2 separate regions of the Homo sapiens genome follow, and region 2 is linked to region 1. Evidence: read pairs that join two places in POLR2A ChIA-PET (ENCODE). Cell type or tissue: PC-9. All regions are shown on one strand. Links, peaks and the distances in the headings refer to the core of each region. The heading gives the core; the rest is flanking DNA.

Region 1 (9,909 bases), core at 621-8,620:
GAAGTTTGTAGCCAAGCACATTTTATTTCCTATTTTGCATTTTTCTGAAAGATAATAAATGTTGCTTTTATTTACCATAATTTTGTCATAGGTGCATAATTCCTTCTTCAAAAGCCTGGAGGCTGGACATGGTTAAGAATTAAGAGTTTTGGGGAATGGAGAATGATAACACAGTGTCCACATCAATGAACACAGATGTGCAGGGCCCAGAGGGAGCTCCATAAACCCCATCCCACTTCCCAGGCAGACCCTGTGTTCGGCAAAGCTCTGGACTCTGCCGTGGCATAATAAATGAGGAAATTTCTTGCTTCAGACCTTTTGATTTTAAAAATGGCAGACAATGAGCTATAGGACCCTACTAACGGAGCCCCCCCCGAAGACCAAGGCAGCCGGCCCTCTCTCCCCCCGTTGTCCCATTTTATTTGCTTCAGAATTAGTATCATTATTCACAGCTATCTCACTTGCCAGTTGTTCCATGTCTGTCTCCTCCACTGGAATCCAGGAGCCCCAAAGATCTGTCTGCCGAGCTCAAAGCTGGCTCCCTAGCCCAAAACATGTGCCTGGTACCTGGCTGGTGCTCTATCAAAGAATTAAAGATCACAGCCCTTGACTCAGCTTCTAAAGGATGACCAGGCGCCGGGTAATTTAGACATATTTCCTCTAATCCCTGCTACAACCCAGATACCACTAACCCTTTTCTACCAAAACTTCGGTATGGAAACTGCGGTAGGGAAAGTTGCAGGATTTCTCCAAGGTCAGAGAATTATGATGTGTCACATTCTAAAGGAAAAACTTAAGTCTTAAAAGTGAAGTGGGTCATCCCCAACCTTGCCAGAACCCCTCCCCAACTGCTGCCCTCCAACAGCAGGATGATTAAATGCATACAGTAATTTTGGTGCTTCTGTGCATATTTTAAAAATCACATCAGTGACTCACGGACTGAACCATCTATCTAATCCAAGCCACTGCTGCAAGTGAACAGCTAGAATTAGAAAATTATTTGTATGTTGAAGGTTTTAAGAATAAATTTTTCTCTATAAAACTCTGGAGATTTATCTAATTATTATAATATAATTACGACTGCTCAAGACTGGAACCCATTGTAAATCATCCCATATTCTGAGAAATTCTGGAACTGTCATCTTATTTTCCAGGAACAAGGGACATATGCCGCCAAGTCTTGCTGTCAAATTTTTTAAAGAGTAAGACAGTGCTTTCAAATGGCCCTGAGAAGCAATGAGTATTTCCTCAAAGCATGACAGCACATAGCAGGGAAAGCCCACCCTTCCTTCCTGACTTCCTGGCTCCAGGAAAGCAGCCTGGGGCATCGGTGACTACAAACACCTAACAAGGCCATCAAGGGAGGAACTGACACAGCTTGTAAGTCTGCCACTTCTGTAGGTACCAGCAGGAAACTGGAAATGCCAGGAAGGGAAGGGAAGCTGACAGAACCTCTGTGGCCATTATCTGGCCCTAAAAGCCTATTCTATACCCAGCCGAGGACAGCACTACGAAAATGACCTCAAGAGAGACTTTCCCTTGGGGATGTTCTTTGAGCTCACTGACTGCACTCTCTTGGGACTGAGTAGGAAGTGGCAGGCAGGGGTGAAGGGTGCAGTCGGGCCCGGACAACTAGCTAACACTAACTGGCCACACGAGAACTGGACTTGTGACCTGTGGGTGCAGCACAGAGCTTTAATCAATGGGGGGAGGCAACCACAGCCTCTTTAAGAACAAGAAGACAATTATGCAGAGGGAGAGGCAGATGCCTGTTCCAGAGCTCACAAACTACACAGACTCAGGGGTCACCACCAAACTTTGCAGTTCGCTAAGGTTTTAATCCTCTTTTCTGGCTTGTAACCAATTTTGGCTTTGTGTCACATTCGACGATTAGAATGAACGGTATTCCTAATCTTCAGCCTTTCTTCGAAGGCTTGCTTCACTTAGATACCAAAAAAAAAAAAAAAATGTTCAAAGGCATCTTTTTGCAGCCATAATGCTGTAGGCAATTTCTCATCACAGTAGCTAAAAAGAGACTTCACAGACTAAGAGAGAAAATAAGTTCAAAGAAGTGCAAAAAGCTGACCACAGCCTGAACATATAAAAGGACTTCCAAACCTAGGACTGCTCCAGCCGAAAAGTCACAGGCCTGGGAGAGATGGTGTAAGTACTTCCAATGACAAATCACGAGTAAGGATGAACCAGGATTCGCGAATCAAATCTAAAGAACCAAAGACCATCCCCTAACAATGAATCTGTCTACACCAAGTGAAAGTTCAAATAAAATCTGTTTCAGAAGATGAAGGGAACTTGCAGATGAAACTGTTCTAGCAGCCCATGAAGAAGAGCTAGAGAAAGTGAAGGAACAGAAATGAACTTGTTCTCCCACAAAATTCCACCTAGGGCTCTCAGGAAAGGAAAGAGCCAATCTGTGGAGAGGACTCCCTCTAGAACATCTGTTAAGACACCAAGCCCTTTCTCCTTCCCACTCCCTCACGCGTGAGCACATGTGTCCAGGTGAATGTCCCGACAACCACCATCACTGCAGAACCCGTCATCAGGAGTGTCTGGCCCGACCCAGAAGGTGAAAAACACAGTGAGTGCTTGCTTCATTCCAAACACGGAAGCCCGGCTCTCAGGGGGCAACTCTGTACTACAACCAAACTCTTTTAGAAAAGTACGCACAGTCAAACGGGAATATGACCACGCTATCTTACAAGGCAAAGCAAGACACAGAAGACCGAGGCAGAAAGGGCAGTGGGCCTCTGCACCATGGGACTTGTCACCAGCCCCTGCTCCAGCGTGTCCTAGTGACCTGAGAGCTACAGAAACGATCCATGGCTGCTGGCGACATGTGTGCCCTGGCCCTCGACCAGCACCATCGGGCCAGGATCAGATATATGTGCTCGCCCATACCTGGTAGTACGGATGGTGCAAAAAGGAATCTGGGCAGCCGGCTAAAGCCATGGGTTCCTTCTGCCTTCTTCAAATTACATTTACTGCGCTGCAGCACCTGGAATAAAGACAGACTGTGAGAAGCCAAGCCAGAAAAAAAAAAAAAAATCCACTACTTATGGCTGGTTCAAGTGTGACATGTCTGAATGGGCAGCTCTTGGTCTTAGCTTGTAGGTTCAGTAAGGACACTTGCTCGGGGCACCAGCTTTTTGCTGACATGCAGAGATGGTCCCCAACTATGGTGCCCTGAGAGGTCATCTGTGAGGTCAAAAGTCTGTGGGGTAGAAGGGTGCCCAGAGTGGTGAGGGTGACATCAGACCCTCTAAATTTAACTCACACATTCCCAGCACTCTCCTGCACTGCCTCACCCTTCTTCCCTATACCATCTATTAACACCCTGCAAACTTCATCAAGCTTTCGCAAATAGGGATTCAGACAAATTCCAAAGAAGCCCAGAAGGGGTTGTGTGTGTGTGTTTGGGGACAGGACCACAGAACATCATTTGAGTGAACACTAGCTCCACAAGCCATAGAACAAATCGGAATTCTCAGTGGACATCCAACCTGACAAACTCATTACATACTCTCCCCTGTGGGCCACGGCACCTAGTACCGAATAAAATGAGGGATATTAATTCTAACAATCAGAATAACAACAACAAAAATCAAGACAAGACCCTGTTATGGGATGAACTGTATCCTCCCAAAGTTCCTAAGCTGCAGCCCTAACTCCTAGTACCTCAGAATGTGACTGTATTTGGAAGGAGGGTCTTTAAACACGTCACTAAGTTAAAATGAGATGATGAGGGTGGGCCCTAATCCAATACAAGCGGTGTTTTTGTAAGAAGAGAATATTAGAACACAGACTTGTACAGAGAGAAGACCATGTCAGGACACCTTGAGAAAATGAACATCTGCAAGCCAAGGAGAGAGGCCTCAGGAGAAACCAAATCGGCCGATACCTTTGATCATGGACTTCCAATATCCAGACTGCGGGAAATGGATTTCTGCTATTTAAGTCCCCTCGCCCCCTCCCCAGTCTGTGGCACTTTGTTATGACAGCCTTACTAAACTAACACAGACCCAAAATATAAAATCACTAGGGAATTCTCATCACAGCTAAAAGGAACAGAAGCATCCCAGATCTGTAAAATTTACTACCAACCATGTTTTCTGCAAGAGTTTCTCTAGAATCCCTCAAATCACCAAAGAACGCCCCAGAACACTTTGCTGGGGCTGAAAGGAAGCAGTCAATAGCAGTGGAAGTACTGGCACAATGAAGGGAGCAGGTCCATGACCTGGCTCAGACGTCCCCAACCTACTCAGTGAGAACTGTGCCCGCATCCACCCTTCACCTCTGCCATGATCAGCAGCCCCAAGGCCTCAGCCTTCTCCGGCTCACAGTCAGCCTGTCCTCGGGGTAGCTGGTGTTACACGTCAACAGTCCAGGCTCTAATTCCCAGTCACTTAGTCAAACACCAGTCTGGCTATTGCCATGAAGGTATTCTGTAGGTGTGGTTAATGTCTACAGTTACTTGGCTTAAAGGAAATGACCCTTAACAGAGGCATTACCCAATCCACAGAAGGCCTTGAGAGCAAACACTGAGATTTCCTAGAGAAACAAGAATTTAGCTTAAGACTGTAGCAAACTCCTGCTTGAGTTTCCAGCCTGCCTGCTCTGCAGATTTCAAACTTGCAAGTTCCTTAAAATAAATCTTTATATATTGAATACATATGAATATAAATATTTATATATTTAAACATATATTTATTTATTTTCATACACATATCGGTTTGGGTTCACTGGACAGGCCGTCACCCCTAGCCGTTGAGGTGGATCAGTGCCCCAAATCATTTGCTGCCAGATCGCAGGACCATGCCTGGATGTCTCCTGCGGGCAGCCAGGCGGCCTCTGCCTTCCACACCAGCAAACACACTCTTGTGCGACTCCTCACTCTCTACCTCACCCCACCACCTCCCATGTCCTAGCCCCATCTCTAAACACTCTTTCTGCCTTCTCCCCTAACTGCAAGGACCTGTTTCTCTCCCCTTCGCCCACATCTCTGAGGGCCTGGGAGAGGAAGGAGTGTCCTCTTGGCCACCTTGCCCGCTGGGTGACAGTTCTGCCACATCCCACCAGGCTGCCCACACCCCCCACGCACGCCGCACGCCTCCCTGCTGTGGTCATCTCCCAGTCTCCCAGCTCATCCGTGGAGACTCACTGGCCCTCACTAATATGCCTTCTGGAATTCCTGGATGTGTTTGACATATAGAAATATGTTCTTATTTTCTCCCTGAAGTTTCAAACTTAATGTGTGTTAAGACTGTCAAAAATATCACTTAATATGCCAATTTTATTACCTAAATATCACCTTTGAAAGTATTTGCCAAAGGAGATGGCTTCTCCGCCAGGAAAATGTGTGTCCCATAAGCCCAGTGGAACAGTTTCCTTGGGACAAGTAAACTATAGTTAGATACAGTAAGAGGGCTGGGCTATCTCTGGTCTCTAATAAAATGTAACCAATCCACAGCTAACATCATGCTTAATGGTGAAAGATGAAAAGCTTCTCCCCTGAGATCAGGAACAAGACAAAGACGCCAACTTTCACCACTTCTATTCAACATAGTATTGGAAGTCCTCGCCAGAGCACTGAGACAAGAAAAAGAAATAAAAGGGATCCAAATTGGAAAGGAGGAACTAAAATCATCAAGGTTCAGAGATGACATATGACATAATCTTATATGTAAAAACCCTAAAGATTCCATAATAAAAAACTATCAGAGCTAGTAAATGAGTTCAGCAAAGGTACAGGATACAAAGTGAACACGCAAAAACCATTTGTGTTTATAAATTAAGAACAATCCAATAGATAATTAAGAAAACAATTCCATTTACAATAGCATCAAAAATAACAAAATACTTAGAAATACATGTAATCAAAGAGGTGAACTACTTGTACACTGAAAACTAAAACATTGCTAAAAGAATAAAGACATAAATAAACGGTAAGACATGCTGTGTTGGAGGAACTAATATTGTTAAGATGAAATACTACCTAAAGCAATCTACAAATTCAATGCAGTCCCTATCAATATCCTAATGATATTTTTTTTTGCAGAAACAGAGCTGAGGGTGTGTGAAGGGCTGATCTTGTGAAGTTCTGTGAGCAAGCTGGCTAAGATTGAAAGGGGATGATTTAGGTTTTTCTGTAGGTTGAACATGAAAATGAAAGCACACTGATGCAGGGCCAGAATGTGGGCCCATGTGTCTGAGTAACAGGGTTTCCTTAAAAAAAGTGATCTGCTATTCAATGAAAAACTGTAAAGGACTCTAAAAAGTTTATGAAAATCTTACCTTATGGTCAAACTCATTAAAACTAATAAAAACTAATTAAAACTAGACAGATTTAAAAAATTTTATTAAAAAGTAGCTTTAGCATTAAAGATGCACTAATACAAACATGAAATTTGGTTTTCTCTTTTGAAAAAGACGTTTATATAATATTGTGATATATATAAAATGAAAGATTTTTTGTTTGCCTTTTGAGTAAACTACAGGAAAAAAAACAAAACAGAACAAAACAAAAAGCCATCCTAAAATTCATATGGCTTCTCAAGGGACCTGAACAGCCAAAACAATCTTGAAAAAGAACAACACGGAGAACTCACACTTCCCGATTTCAAAACTTACTAACGGCTGGGCATGGTGGCTCACGCCTGTAAACCTAGCACTTTGGAGACCAAGGCGGGCGGATCACTTGAGGTCAAGAGTTCGAGATCAGCCTGGCCAACATGGTGAAACCTCACCTCTACTAAAACTACAAAAATTAGCCAGGTGTGGTGGTATGTGCCTGTAATCCCAGCTACCTGGGAGCCTGAGGCAGGAGAATTGCTTGAACCTGGGAGGTGGAGGTTGCAGTGAGCCGAGATTGCGCCACTGCACTCCAGCCTGGGCAACACAGCCAGACTTCATCTCAAAAAAACAAAAGAAAACAAAATGAACAATAACAAAAAAACTTACTACCAGGCTACAGTAATCAAAACAGTCTGGTACTAACATAAGGACTAACATACACCAATGAAATAAAACAAACAGCCCAGAAATAAATCCTCACATATATGGTCAACTGATTTTCAGTAAGGATGCCAAGACCATTCGCTGAGGAAAAGACAGGCTTTTCAATAAATGAATGGTTCTGGGGGCTGAGTATGGTGGCTCACGCCTGTAATCCCCATACTTTGGGAGGCAGAGACAGGTGGATTGCTTGAGCCCAGAAGTTTGAGAACAGCCTGAACAACATGGTGAAACACCGCCTCTAAAAAAATTAGCCAGGCATGGTCACGTGCACTGTAGTCCCAGCTAATTGGGAGGCTGAGGCAGAAGGATCAAATTAAGCACAGGAATTGAGGATGCAGTGAGCTGTGATTAACGCCACTACACTCCAGCCAGGGCAACAGTGAGACTGTTTCAAAAAAATAAAAATAACCAATTTTTTTTAAACGGTCCTAGGAAAACTGGACATCAGCATGCAACAAAATGAAGCTGGACTCTAAACTTACACCATAAGCAAAAAGCAACTCAAAATGTATGAAAGACCTAAACGTAAGAGCTAAAACTATAAAACTCTTAGAAGTAAAGACAGGGAAAAATCTTCATGACATTAAATATGACAATGATTTCTCAGATATGACACCAAAGGTGCAGGCCGAAGAAAAAATAAACTGGGTTTCACCAAAATTCAAAATGTTTGTGCATCAAAGGATGCTATCAAAAGATTGTAAAGACAACACATAGAATGGGAAAAAATACTTACAAAGCATTTATCTGATAAGGGATTAAAACCCAGAATATATAAATGATATGGTTTGGCTCTGTGTCCCCACCCAAATCTCATGTTGAACTGTAATCCCCAGCGTTGGAGATGGAGCCTGATGGGAGGTGACCGGATCATGGGGGTGGTTTCTAACGGCGTAACACCATCCCCCTAGTGCTATCTCATGATAAAGGTCTCATAGCATCTGGCTGTTTAAAAGTGTGTAGCACCTCCCTCTTCACTCTTTCTCCTGCTCCAGCCACGTAAGATGTGCTTCCTTCCCCTTCACCTTCCTCCATGAGTCTAAGTTCCCTGAGGCCTCCCCAGCCATGCTTCCTGTACAGCCTGCGGAACTGTGAGTCAATTAAACCTCTCTTCTTTATCTCTTCTTTATAAGTTACCTAGTCTCAGGTAGTTCTTTATAGCAATATAACAACAGACTAGGCCGGGCGTGGTGGCTCACACCTGTAATCCCAACACTTCGGGAGGCCGAGGCAGGTGGATCACCTGAGGTCAGGAGTTCAAGACCAGCCTGGCCAACATGGTGAAACCCCATCTCTACTAAATATACAAAAATTAGCCGGGCATGGTGGCAGGCACCTGCAATCCCAGCTACTCAGGAGGCTGAAGCAGGAGAATTGCTTGAACCCAGAGGCAGAGGTTGCAGTGAGCTGAGATCACGCCATTGCACTCCAGCCTGGGCGACAAGAGCAAAACTCTACCTCAAAAACAAACAAACAAACAAAGAAACAAAAAAAACAGACGAATGCAATAAAGAATGCCTACAACTCAACAACAAAAGACATAAGCAACCTCATCTAAAAAGGCACAAAGGGCTTGAATAGACTTTTCTCCAAAGAAGATATACGAATGGCCAAAACGCACATGAAAAGGTCCTCAACATCACTAGTCGTTAGGGAAATGCAAATCAGAACTGCAACAAGATACCACCTGACACTCATTAGGCTGACTGATATAAAAAATAAAACCACAAGTATTGGTGAGGATGTGGAGAAACTGGAACCCCTGAGCATTGCTGGTAGGCATGCAAAATGGTGTTGCTGTGGTTGAAAATAATATGGTGATTCCTCAAAAATATTAAACATAGAATTAACATATGACCCACTTCTAAGCATATAATAGCAACTCCACTTCTAAGCATATAATACAAACTAATCAAAAGCAGAGGCTCAGGTACTTCTATACCCATGTTCATAGCAGCACTATTCACAATAGCCAAAAGGTGGAAGCAACCTAAGTGTCCACTGATGAATTAATGGATAATTCATCAACAGACAAACAAAATGTGGTATATACATACATGGAATGTTAAGGGACACGGTCTCCCTCTGTCACTCAGGCTGGAGAGCAGTGGTGTGATCAAAGCTTGCTGCAGCCTCAAATTCATGGGATCAAGCAATCCTTAGCCTCCCAGGCAGCTGGGACTTATGGGACTAGAGGAGTTCACCACCATGCCCAGATAAAAAGCTCACTTCTGAACATCCTACAGTTATACAACTGGATCATCTACTGTGCTACTTTAAAGAGTTCAGATTCTAAATCATCAGCTGATTTATCAAAATATGTGATTCATATTCACAGATAATGAGGAATAGTTTTATAAGCCAGTAGATAGATAGCAGCTTTCTGTCTATAATAACTAAAGACTTTCTCATTAACCGTTGTCAGATGATTAAGAAATTGTATCAATATCTGTTGTCTTTTTGCTTCCCTTGATTAAAAGGGCCTACTAACAAGTTTGGCTTGCTGTGGTGGTTTCACATTGTTCTTTTAATGTCGAAGGTTAAACCCTCCTTTGCAAGATTATCATTATAAATAATATATTAAAATTTGTTTATTTTAATTAATGAAAATTTAAATAATCTTCATGATAAAGCTTAAACTTCTTTATTGGACTATAGTTCAGAAAAATCGTTCAAGCAGAGTCAAAAGTTTACTCATTCTAAAGTCAACATTTTTCTTAACAATGCCAATATTTACACTTCTGGATCCAGCAGCTGAAGTTGAACGTCTTTGTGTTTCCGATTATATGGGTTGTTTTTTGTTTTTCCATGTTAGGGCAACTTGTACTAGTTAAATTAAAATGATACAACTGTCATAAACTTCAAAAATGTTGCACC
Region 2 (9,909 bases), core at 568-8,567, 340 kb after region 1:
GGGAAATGTTAGTCTGCACGTGGAAACGTTTTGAATTACATTACATGAGCTATGGAAGTTGTGAACAAACTGTATCATTTTATGGATCCAAATTAGCATGAAAACTGTGAAAATTAACAGTTGATAAGCATCACAAACACAGATGCGATGTGTGACTGATTATAATGGGTGCTAAAATAAAATGTCAGTGAGTAAACAGTAACGACTTTTCCAAATTGTTTCATCTACAGAACTAGGAGTATTTATTTACAAGTAAGTGATTTTAGAATCATATGAAAAGGTCAACAGTACTGGTAAAGTGAGATGGCAAACATTATCATATAAACTAGCTTGCATTTTATAAATCACAGCATGCTCAATTGTCCACTGGCAACATGGTCTCCAGGGTGAAACTAAGAATTTAAGCCAACTATAGTTGAAAAATAATGCATAGTTTTTCTTTTACCTTAGCATTTGCTACAGAATTGGTATTCCCAAGGGATTCTTCATGCTCTCAACTTGCCTGCACGTCTCTAGTTAGAAAACGTGAGCTACCATCTTTTGTGGATAGGGTGTATGACATGATGGAAAAAAGAAACAGACATGGCTTATAAGGAGGAGAAATGACCTGTAACAAGGGATGGGTTCTAAGCTGAGTCAGAAATGAGAAACTTTCTGAAATGCAAGTGCTTTGGGAAAAAATGTTTCACCTAATTAATTTATCTGATTCTTAGAAGGCTCTAATGTCAGCACAGTGCCAAGTCACATGTAAATCTACAAAACTTGTTCATCAAATGGCCCTTCATTCTATCCAACATCTATCAGGCCATCTCTCATGGAGATCACTAGAGTATTGTCAAAGATCGACCACTCATGTCTTTGGCTAACTTTATGATCAAGTAAATTGGGGGTGCCATGTTCAAATTATATTCACCCCCTGTAAGCTGACTTAGCCCTATTGCATTTGTTTTCCCCCACCACATACCTCTGTCCTCTATTTTTAATTGAGTTTGATATACTTATTGCATCATATTTGCTGCCTCTCGAACCAATAATTCTATGAGCAGTATCACTTTCCCCTGTTCCAAGGATTTGCCTAGAGATTTTGTGTGCCCATCTTTCTTCAGCATAATAGCTACTTCTTACACAAATGCTTATTGCTGTAATTATATACAATCTTCTACAATCTTTAAGTCTGGGCCATAAATCCTAATGCTTTCCCCAACATTCAGGTAAACATTACCTTTTCTTGTTTAGACTTTCCCCATTTAATGATTTGAGGTCAAATGACTGCTACTTATCAGACAAAAGTCCTTTATTTCAAAAAAAAAAAAGGCCCTTTCTAACTTGTTCTATGTTTCATTGTGAGTAATTTCTGTAACTTTCTGTTTTTTTCACCAATACATAGCACTAAATTGGTTATATATAGCTTTGGCTTATATTTGTTTATTATTAATACCAATGTAAGTTGTGATAATTCCTTCATTAGTCATAGCTAACATTTTCATTGTGATCAGCCAGGCAACAATCCTACATGTCAGGAATACTTACTGATTCTTTTTTTTTTTTTCCATTTTGAGCAATAACATTTAAAAACATCTTTTAGAGAGAAACATGACAAGCTTCTCCAGTTCAAATGCATCTGCATAATAAAAGTTAATCAAAGCAAGCAAGAACTAGTTGTCTTTTTATCTAAACCTTGAATTTTAACATATGACTATTTTTACCTACTCTGCCTGTCTTGGGACAATGCAGTTGAGGTGACTAGCTCTTCGTAACTGGGTGAGGTTGTGTGACTGCAGAGGGATCTCACACTCAAAGAGGAGCCAGCAGCACCTCTGCACAGACATGGTGGTCACAACCTCTGGCATCTTTATCACATGTACAACCCTTGTGACTAGTACTTATCAAATGGAACCATCTTTACTTCTTTTCATGTGCCTGGGGAGCCACAGGTAGTAAAATCCAAGGCCAGAGGTCACGTGCTTGTTATTCACTCTTATAGCCCACAAAACTGGTGTAATACCTAGCATCAAGTAAGTACTATGTCACTGTTTAGTGAATAAATGGGTGAAGAAATGAATAGAATAATGAAGAGAACAGAATAATGAAGAGAATCATAATATAGAATAATGAATAGAACACCCTTCTTCTCCCACTTCTTTCTTTTTAGTGAACTATGTAAAATGGCAAAGTACACAGTAACAGGAAAACCTCAAAAACACAAAGACATTGGGTCCTATGTATCATTGAATGGATAGTATATATAAGTTGTGAGTTCCTAGTAACTACATTTATAGTTCATGTTTTTAGGCACTTAGTTTTACCAGGTAGACAGAAAGTTTCAGTTCTATCCAAATTGACTATACTGGTCAATTTATGGATACAATCTAGTTTTAAGAAAAATTGGCAATAAATTCTGGAACTGAATATCCAATAAGAAAAACATGAATTAATAATGAATTAAAATAAAGCAGAGTTCTTCACAGGAACATTTCCAAGTATCAGTGAATTTCAGACAGGTGAATATTATCAACCTAAAATTTGCATATAATTTACCTCCTTCAAAAAAATATAAACCTCAATCAAACAAATCTCTGTTATTAATGCATTTATATGTAAACCCCAAAGGAAGTAAATTCTGGGTATACAATGAGCCCTTTTATCCTGAAAGGAGGAAGAACAACAGGAAAATCAGAGCCAGGGCAGAAGAGACACTGGGAAAGGTCCGAGGTCAGGAAGAGGCCCGTCCATCAGAAGCGCTTGGCCTGAGTAGGGAATGACGCACAGCAATAAACTGCGGGGGGAAAATAAATGGCAAAATGTGAACGCACACTTGCGGTGAAATAAATATCTGCCATTATCATTCATTTTCCAGCCCCTGGAGATTTAACACTGCATAGCAAGCGTTCTATCAGCCAAAGCATATTGTTATTGTTTTCTTCCTTTCCATTTAGTCTTTTTGTATGCCAGCTGTGGAAAGGGCCTATTGATCCAACAGATATGATTCTGCCTCCTGTAAGAACCATATCATAAGCATCACTTCCCTCATGGTTGGTCTTTCAGGTTGCCACATAAAATTATTTGGATTTGGTATGAAACCTAAGGTCCTTACAAGCCGAGACACGAAGCAGCTGGTAGGCAAGTCATTTATTTCTTACCTCTTGAAAAACAGTCTAAGTTACTTGTAGAACTCCAGAGGAAAACAGACCATATGGCTTTGTGATGCCCTCAATTTCAGTGTATCCCATCTTGATAATGGTGACACTGGGCAGGCCCCACATATAAACTTAGAGAATACTGGTTGATTTACTGAGTTGGAGATGGATATCAACTCCAAGTACCTGTGGAGCAAACTCCTCTTGAGTGCTGCTGTTTTCTCTAGTGGGAGACTGACCTGTGGTGCAAAGGGCTATTACATGAGAGTAGCTTTAAATCTCTGAAGGCCTTGGGGGAAAGGGATTAAAATAAAGAAGGGCCATGCCTGAGTGCACATCAGCACCCAAAACCTCCTGAGACAAACAGTTTAGAAGACTATTGTCATAAGAGAATGCCTGATTCATAATCTCTATTTACTTCTTAACTAGTAAAACAAGGTAATGATTTTTTTTTTTTTTTTTTTTTTTGAGACAGAGTCTCGCTCTGTTGCCAGGCTAGAGTGCTGTGGCGCGATCTCGGCTCACTGCAACCTCCAACTCCCTGATTCAAGGGATTCTCCTGCCTTTGCCTCCAGAGTAGCTGGGATTATAGGCATGCACCGCCATGCCTGGCTAATTTTTGTATTTTTAGTAGAGATGGGGTTTCACTATATTGGCCAGGATGGTCTCGATCTCCTGACCTCGTGATCCACCCGCCTCAGCCTCCCAAAGTGCTGGGATTACAGGCGTGAAGGTAATGATATTTAATAACAACTTCAAACCATTGTTGAAAAATCAAGATGTTTATGCCTTATTTCTGGGAAGGACTCAAATTTATATAAACCCAAAGAGAAGTTCTTCAACATGGTTTTTATACGTAACCTGAGTACATGCTACTAGTTAAAGCTCAAGGAAACAAAATACAGTTGTGATTATTTGCATCAGCTTAGGGCTTGAGCACTCATGAAAATCAAAGAAATCTGTTCTCAGGTTTCTTAACTAAATAATATTACTTCTTTTCACCATTTCTATTCATATTTGTTACTACTTTGCAGTGGTATTTTGGTAAATGGTTAGTAACCAGCTCTTTGGAGGAAAAAGGTATAAATAGTTATAATCAGTTTTACTTATATAAAGGATAAGTAGCACAAAATTTATAAGTAATAATAAAATGCATAATACTATTTTTTGTAAATTCTGTATTACCAGTTGATTCTCATAGAATGCTTTCATTAATTTTTCCCAGATTCTTTAACCTGTAGCCAGTCAATTATTACCGTTAACAAAGAAGTATAACTTCAACATGATGGCATCAGACAGTAAGATGAGAATAAAACCAGAAAGATATATGTTGGAATTTTACTCATTTGTCAATCCCATGAATGACTTGGCTGAATTGATCATGGTTTTTGGAAAATGGATGTACAACTCAATTTTTTCTGCTATTCACAATGTATTGGCTACAGATATGACATACTTTTCTATTTAATCTGTATTATTACATTTCCCAATCACTGTCTTATATCTAGACAATTAACAAGACCAATCAATATCTGATTTGTAACATTTGCTAATTCCTATGCTATAAATAGTTTCTTGATGGTTGATTTCCTGCTATTGACATCAGTCACTGAATGCGGTGCTGTGAAGAGATGTGTAGTAGCACACTATGATATATTTTTACTATTCTAAAGCATTAAATCCTACAGATCCGATACATGTAAACAACCTCAAGAACACTGAAATAGTAATGAAATGTACTAAAATAATTAGGAAGTGATGAGTTTTTAGTATTTGTTACCTCTGTTTTTAATATTATTTATTTAATTGTATGTCTATATAATTTACTTTTTAATAGTGGATCTGTTCAGCCATTGGTTTGCAAAATTCCTGAAATTTTAACGATCTGCTTTTATGAGCTGGCAAAGTGCTGTTCTGTTCCACTGAGTTGTCACTAAGTTCTTTAATTCTCTCAAGTTAGGGACATTGTACCTTGTAAATAAAAGACTAAGAAGTAATTAGCAAAAAGAAATAGGCTCATAAGGTTTTTTTGAAAAGCTATATATAGATCTATTTTGATTCTCACTACTTCACTTCTAAGCTACATCCAATCTTCAGTCTATGTTGGGTTGACTTAATGGTTTTCAAGGTACAATAGTAACAGGTTAAAAGTTCAGTTCCGTTTTTTTCTAATGTACTTTTGAGTAGGGACAGATTCTGCTCCCACAGTTGACGATTTCCTTCCATTTTATGAAAAGGCCCATTTGCTCACGACCCACTTCCTGTTTTCCTGGATGCCATGCCTGCCCCGTGGCAGCAGGAACAGCTGTGTGGCTGGCTCTCCTGCCAGGGAAGGAAAGTGGCAAATAAACACCAGCCAAGGGCAAGAATGCTTCCCAGGGCTTGCTCTGAGCTCCACACCTGTAGTGTTTCATGGGTGTTTCCCACAACAAACAGGACTCACAGAACTGTGTTTGTGTCACAAGCTTTAGAACTAACTGCTTCGTTTTGAAATAGGAAAAGTACTTAGTTTGGGCTCAAATTTGAGAATAAGGCATTAGGGGACTCTAATGAGGACTGGTCCCAACCTAAGGGCCATCAGCCAAATTCCCGTCCTACCTTCTCCAGTTCCACGCCCTCTGCTCAAGCAGCACATGGCTGTTCACCGAGCCAGCAGCCCTTAGTGAGCATCTGGTCCCCAAGTGTAGAGATAGGATTGTAGCCACCAAATATTTCAAGCTGTGCCACAAGTATTTCTAGATTCGCAATTCGCAGTTCCTCTGCTCGATCACTTGCTTAAAATGTAAATCATTATTATTATTATTTCTGCATTGATCAAACTCAAGATACTCTCTTCTAATTCAAAATAGATAGTTCATTCCTCTCATTTTATTTCCTTGTTTTAGAATTTCCTTAAAGTTCTTTAGAATTGGATACTTGGTCACAAATTTAAAATCAATTAGCTAGAAATAGTATCCCTTGTTGGGGGGGGTTGCTTAGAACAGGAGACAATGACCTATCTTCCCTTTATGCCTTTTGATCTTTTGTCAATTACCCTGTAAATGTATGCCCAAGGAAAGATTTATTTGCTTAAGCCTGGTGTAGAAAAATGTGTAAGAAAATGACAGTCACTGAATATTTTCATTTTAAAAATGTAAAGTAAATTGAGGATCTGTAATTTGAGCTCCATATGCATTGATCTTTAAATCTCCAAGGTCTGCTAATTAAAATAGATAATTCATAACTTGTTAATAACCTAATTATAATCAGCACTGCAAATCTTGTAAATAAACAATTCAATGCACTAAGGGAATAGGCTCCATTATGGTGATTCACAATGAAGGTTCAACTGAAATCAAATGGCGGCAGAAAGCAAGCTGATTCGAAAGTTATGATGAAAAATCCGTATGCACACAACTGTATTGGTTTAGACATGCACATAAAGCATCTGTGTACATGATTAGATATCTGAAGTTTAATGCAAAATCTTATTAATAAGAAAAAACATGATTAAAGACCACAGACCTGGGAGCCAGTCTTCCATTGTTCTTAAAACCATGCTGGGAAACATCAAACACACACCAAAACCCTACTAGTGATGCCCTTTGTGACATGCAGCTTTGAGAGGTTACATAGCTTAGTAGCCCTTCTCCTATATGTGTGATATTTATCAACTCAGACTCTGCAAGTTGTCCTGACCATGACAGCCAGGAAGACATGGACAGCCTGGATCAGGCAACAGAAATCTCAGTTCTATACAAGGTGACAGCAGGGAGCACGAGTTTGTTCTTTGGCCACACACACCTTCACACTTGCCCTATGTTGCCTTTAAAAAGGCTGCACTTTGTCCACTGTAAACTAACTCTGGAAGAGACAAGATTATGCTTTCTACAGCAGGAAGTAATTTTAAGTGAGATCCAGTATTCTTCAGATTCATGTGATGAACACACCTCTTACTACAAAGACTATCAAGAAAGCAGATGCTTTAGTTCCTGAACGCTGAATAGGCATATTCTACTGCTAGGAGCATTTCTAATAGTTCCTCTGCTCCAGAAAAGCAGAAAATGAGAAGTGTAGGTGGAGGCTAGATTTGAAGTGGCCAGTTCTGCACTGAAATCGTCCCTCAAGGAGGATGGTTCCTTGGTGACTTTTGACTTTCAGATGCTTGGCCTTACTGTTTTTGAGCCAAATCACCCACTTGCTCTTCAACAGTGATTCACCATCCTCTCTGTACCTACTCATCACACATCCTACATGCTCCAGACTAAAATCAAACTGAAGGCTGCAACCCATGTGTAGTGCGCACTGCTGGCTGTTCACATAGCATATGTTGCCCATACTTCCAAGTTAACAGAACTCCAGTATTGACCAGTGACTTCCACGTACCTCAGAGAAAGCTGACCCCATCCCCGTCTGCCAGATGGGCCTGGCTCATCTAAGGTCATTCCATTCTTGCCAAAGAATTGGGTCAGTGTATTACTCAATTGTAGTCAATGAAATATGAGAGGAACTCTTTAGTGGGGGCTTTCTGGGAAAGGTTTCCTTTCTCCTACAAAACTATTAAAAGAGATAGTCTCTCTTCCTCTTATGAAAATTCTAGTGTCTGGATATGATACATGGAACAGCCACAGACCCATTGCTCCCAGCCTTAGGGGGAAGCTGACCCCAAAGATGATACAGAGAAGAATTAGGAAGAACTAAGATCCTTGATGACAACTTGGGCTTCAGATTCAACTAATACTGAATGCTACTCCACTCTGGGATTCCTGTTCCATGAGATAAGACATTCCCTAACTGTTGAAGTAGGTTTGAGATGGGTTTCACTTACTTGAAACTTGTTTTAGTTATCTATTGCTGCAGAACAAATTATCCTAAAATGTAGAGGCTTAAAACAGTAAGCATTGACTATTCCATAGTTTCTGTGAGTCTAGAATCTAAGCATGGCTTTGCTGGGTGCCTCTGACTCATGGCCTCTCACCAGGCTACAGTGCAGGTGTGGATCAGGACTATGGTCTCATCTGTAGGCTCTACTGGGGAAGGATCTGCCCCCAACTTCACTCAAGTGGCTGTTGGCAGGTTTCTAGGCTCATGATCAGTGGACAAAGGGCCTCAGCGCCTCGCTGGCAGTTGGCTGAAGTCTCCCTCAGCTCCTTGCCATGTGGGTCTCCGTAGAGCAGCTCACAGCGTGGTGGCTGGCTTTCCTCAGAGTGAGCAAGTGAGCGAGGGTGCCCAAGATGGAGACCACAGTCCTTTTCAACCCTAATCTTGGATGTAAGAAGTGACATCCCACTACCTTTGCCATATTCTATTCCTTAGATAGGAGTCACTAAGTACAGTCAGCATTCGTGGCAAGAGGCTACAAGAGGCTAGGGGGTGAACACAGGAGGTGGGGATCACTGAGAGCCACTTCAGAGAGGCCAACACACAACTGAAGGCATCCAGCAGCAAGGCCAGACCAAGAAACCACTCGAGAAGGTGCCAAGGCTGGATGCTGAAATCCACGGAGATTTTCACATCTTTCTCAAGTATAACTGCAACAGGTCTTTGATGCACTGTTGACTCTTGAGGGATGTCCTACAGACAGACCTAAAATGCTGGGTACTAGATGCTCTTTAGCCTGGAAAACATGTTTAATGAAGCTGAATAGAATAGCACATTCCACTATAATTTGATACTTGTAATTCACATGGTGAGATAAATTCTGGTATATTTCTTTATTAAATTTATGCTATGTGTCAGGCACCTATCTGAAGGACGGATATAAATATGAATAAAACAGTTAAGCCTCCAAGTATTAATAGCTTAAACTAGTAGAGGAGGCACATAACAGGTGTGTGTAATATGGTATAGTGAGTACAGTAAAGGATAAATGCCTAGAGGGCAGTGGGAGGAATTCCCACTGGAGGGAGTGAGAGGCTTGCCAGAGACAGGCACCTGAGGTGGCCACAGGGTGTGCACAGAGAACTTGCCCTGTGCAGCTGTGGCTTGAGCAGGCACGCAGCTCAGAGCAATCTGCACATGGGCTGGGTGAGCTGCAGAGCCGGCTGCCGAGAGGTGGCCTCTTAGAGCCACATACACCCGGGGAAGGTGGTTGCTCCACCTCTTCTGAACTCTTGATACAAACCATGTATTTGTTCAAAAGAGTTCAGAAGCCCCACATATACATGGCACTGAACATCTGAGCACACAGTTTTCTCCATTTGGCCTTTGTTCCAGGTAAATGTGGTTTTCATGACCAAATATCAAGTACTAATAACAGTTTCAGCATCAAAATTGGAGTGAGGGCTTTGTGCTTGGGCTGAGTTCCAGGCAGGCTGGCAGGAGGCTGGCTGTGGAAGGGAGGCTGGCAGTAGGCCTACTGGGACCCCAGCAAAGCCATCAGGCCTATGAGTGGGTCAAGACCTTACAGAGGTCAGGGAGGAGACAGGGGAATGGCTGGAACAGAATGGCTCAGAGTTGAAGAGATAAAATAAAGGGTGAAGTTGTATAGGACTTATTTATGTCTTCTCCTCACCCTCTTAAATCTGCGCACAAATCCATTATCCATTAGCTTTTTGAATCTTTTAATCTTATTTAGGTTAGTGGACACTGGTTTTCAAAAAAGTGTATTTCTCCTTTTTAACAACCTAAGTGGAGTATACCATCTGCTGTAGCAATCACAATGGATGTGAAAGCCACAGTGTCCCCTGGGAGTTCCTGCAGTGGCAGAAGAGAAGTGCAGGGTGATGGATGAAGCAAAGATTGAGAGTCCGAGATCCCATAAAGAGAAACCCCTCTGTACCGCTTATGGTGG

What was found. ChIA-PET counts read pairs that join two places held together with the same protein. Peaks named below come from ENCODE experiments on the same cell type or tissue, not always from the same donor. Only the 100,000 strongest peaks of a DNase experiment are listed, where the experiment ranks them.
Region 2: POLR2A ChIA-PET joins it to region 1 with 10 read pairs; 2 of 35 experiments call an interaction of 5 or more read pairs at or near these places.

The regions. Positions count from the first base shown.
Region 1 is chr7:50,729,356-50,739,264 of GRCh38, forward strand. It overlaps GRB10 (growth factor receptor bound protein 10), which reads right to left. Exons shown (of 19, transcript NM_001350814.2): 4 at 2,917-3,013. The coding sequence starts at 2,967. Among named protein-coding and RNA genes, the nearest start is that of GRB10, 49 kb to the right of the region's middle. In PC-9, for the core only: no CTCF peak of the experiment used is centred there; a DNase peak (open chromatin) is centred at 4,456; H3K27ac peaks cover 1,249 bases.
Region 2 is chr7:51,070,610-51,080,518 of GRCh38, forward strand. The region is part of intron 7 of COBL (cordon-bleu WH2 repeat protein); the gene reads right to left. Among named protein-coding and RNA genes, the nearest start is that of COBL, 240 kb to the right of the region's middle. In PC-9, for the core only: no CTCF peak of the experiment used is centred there; no DNase peak of the experiment used is centred there.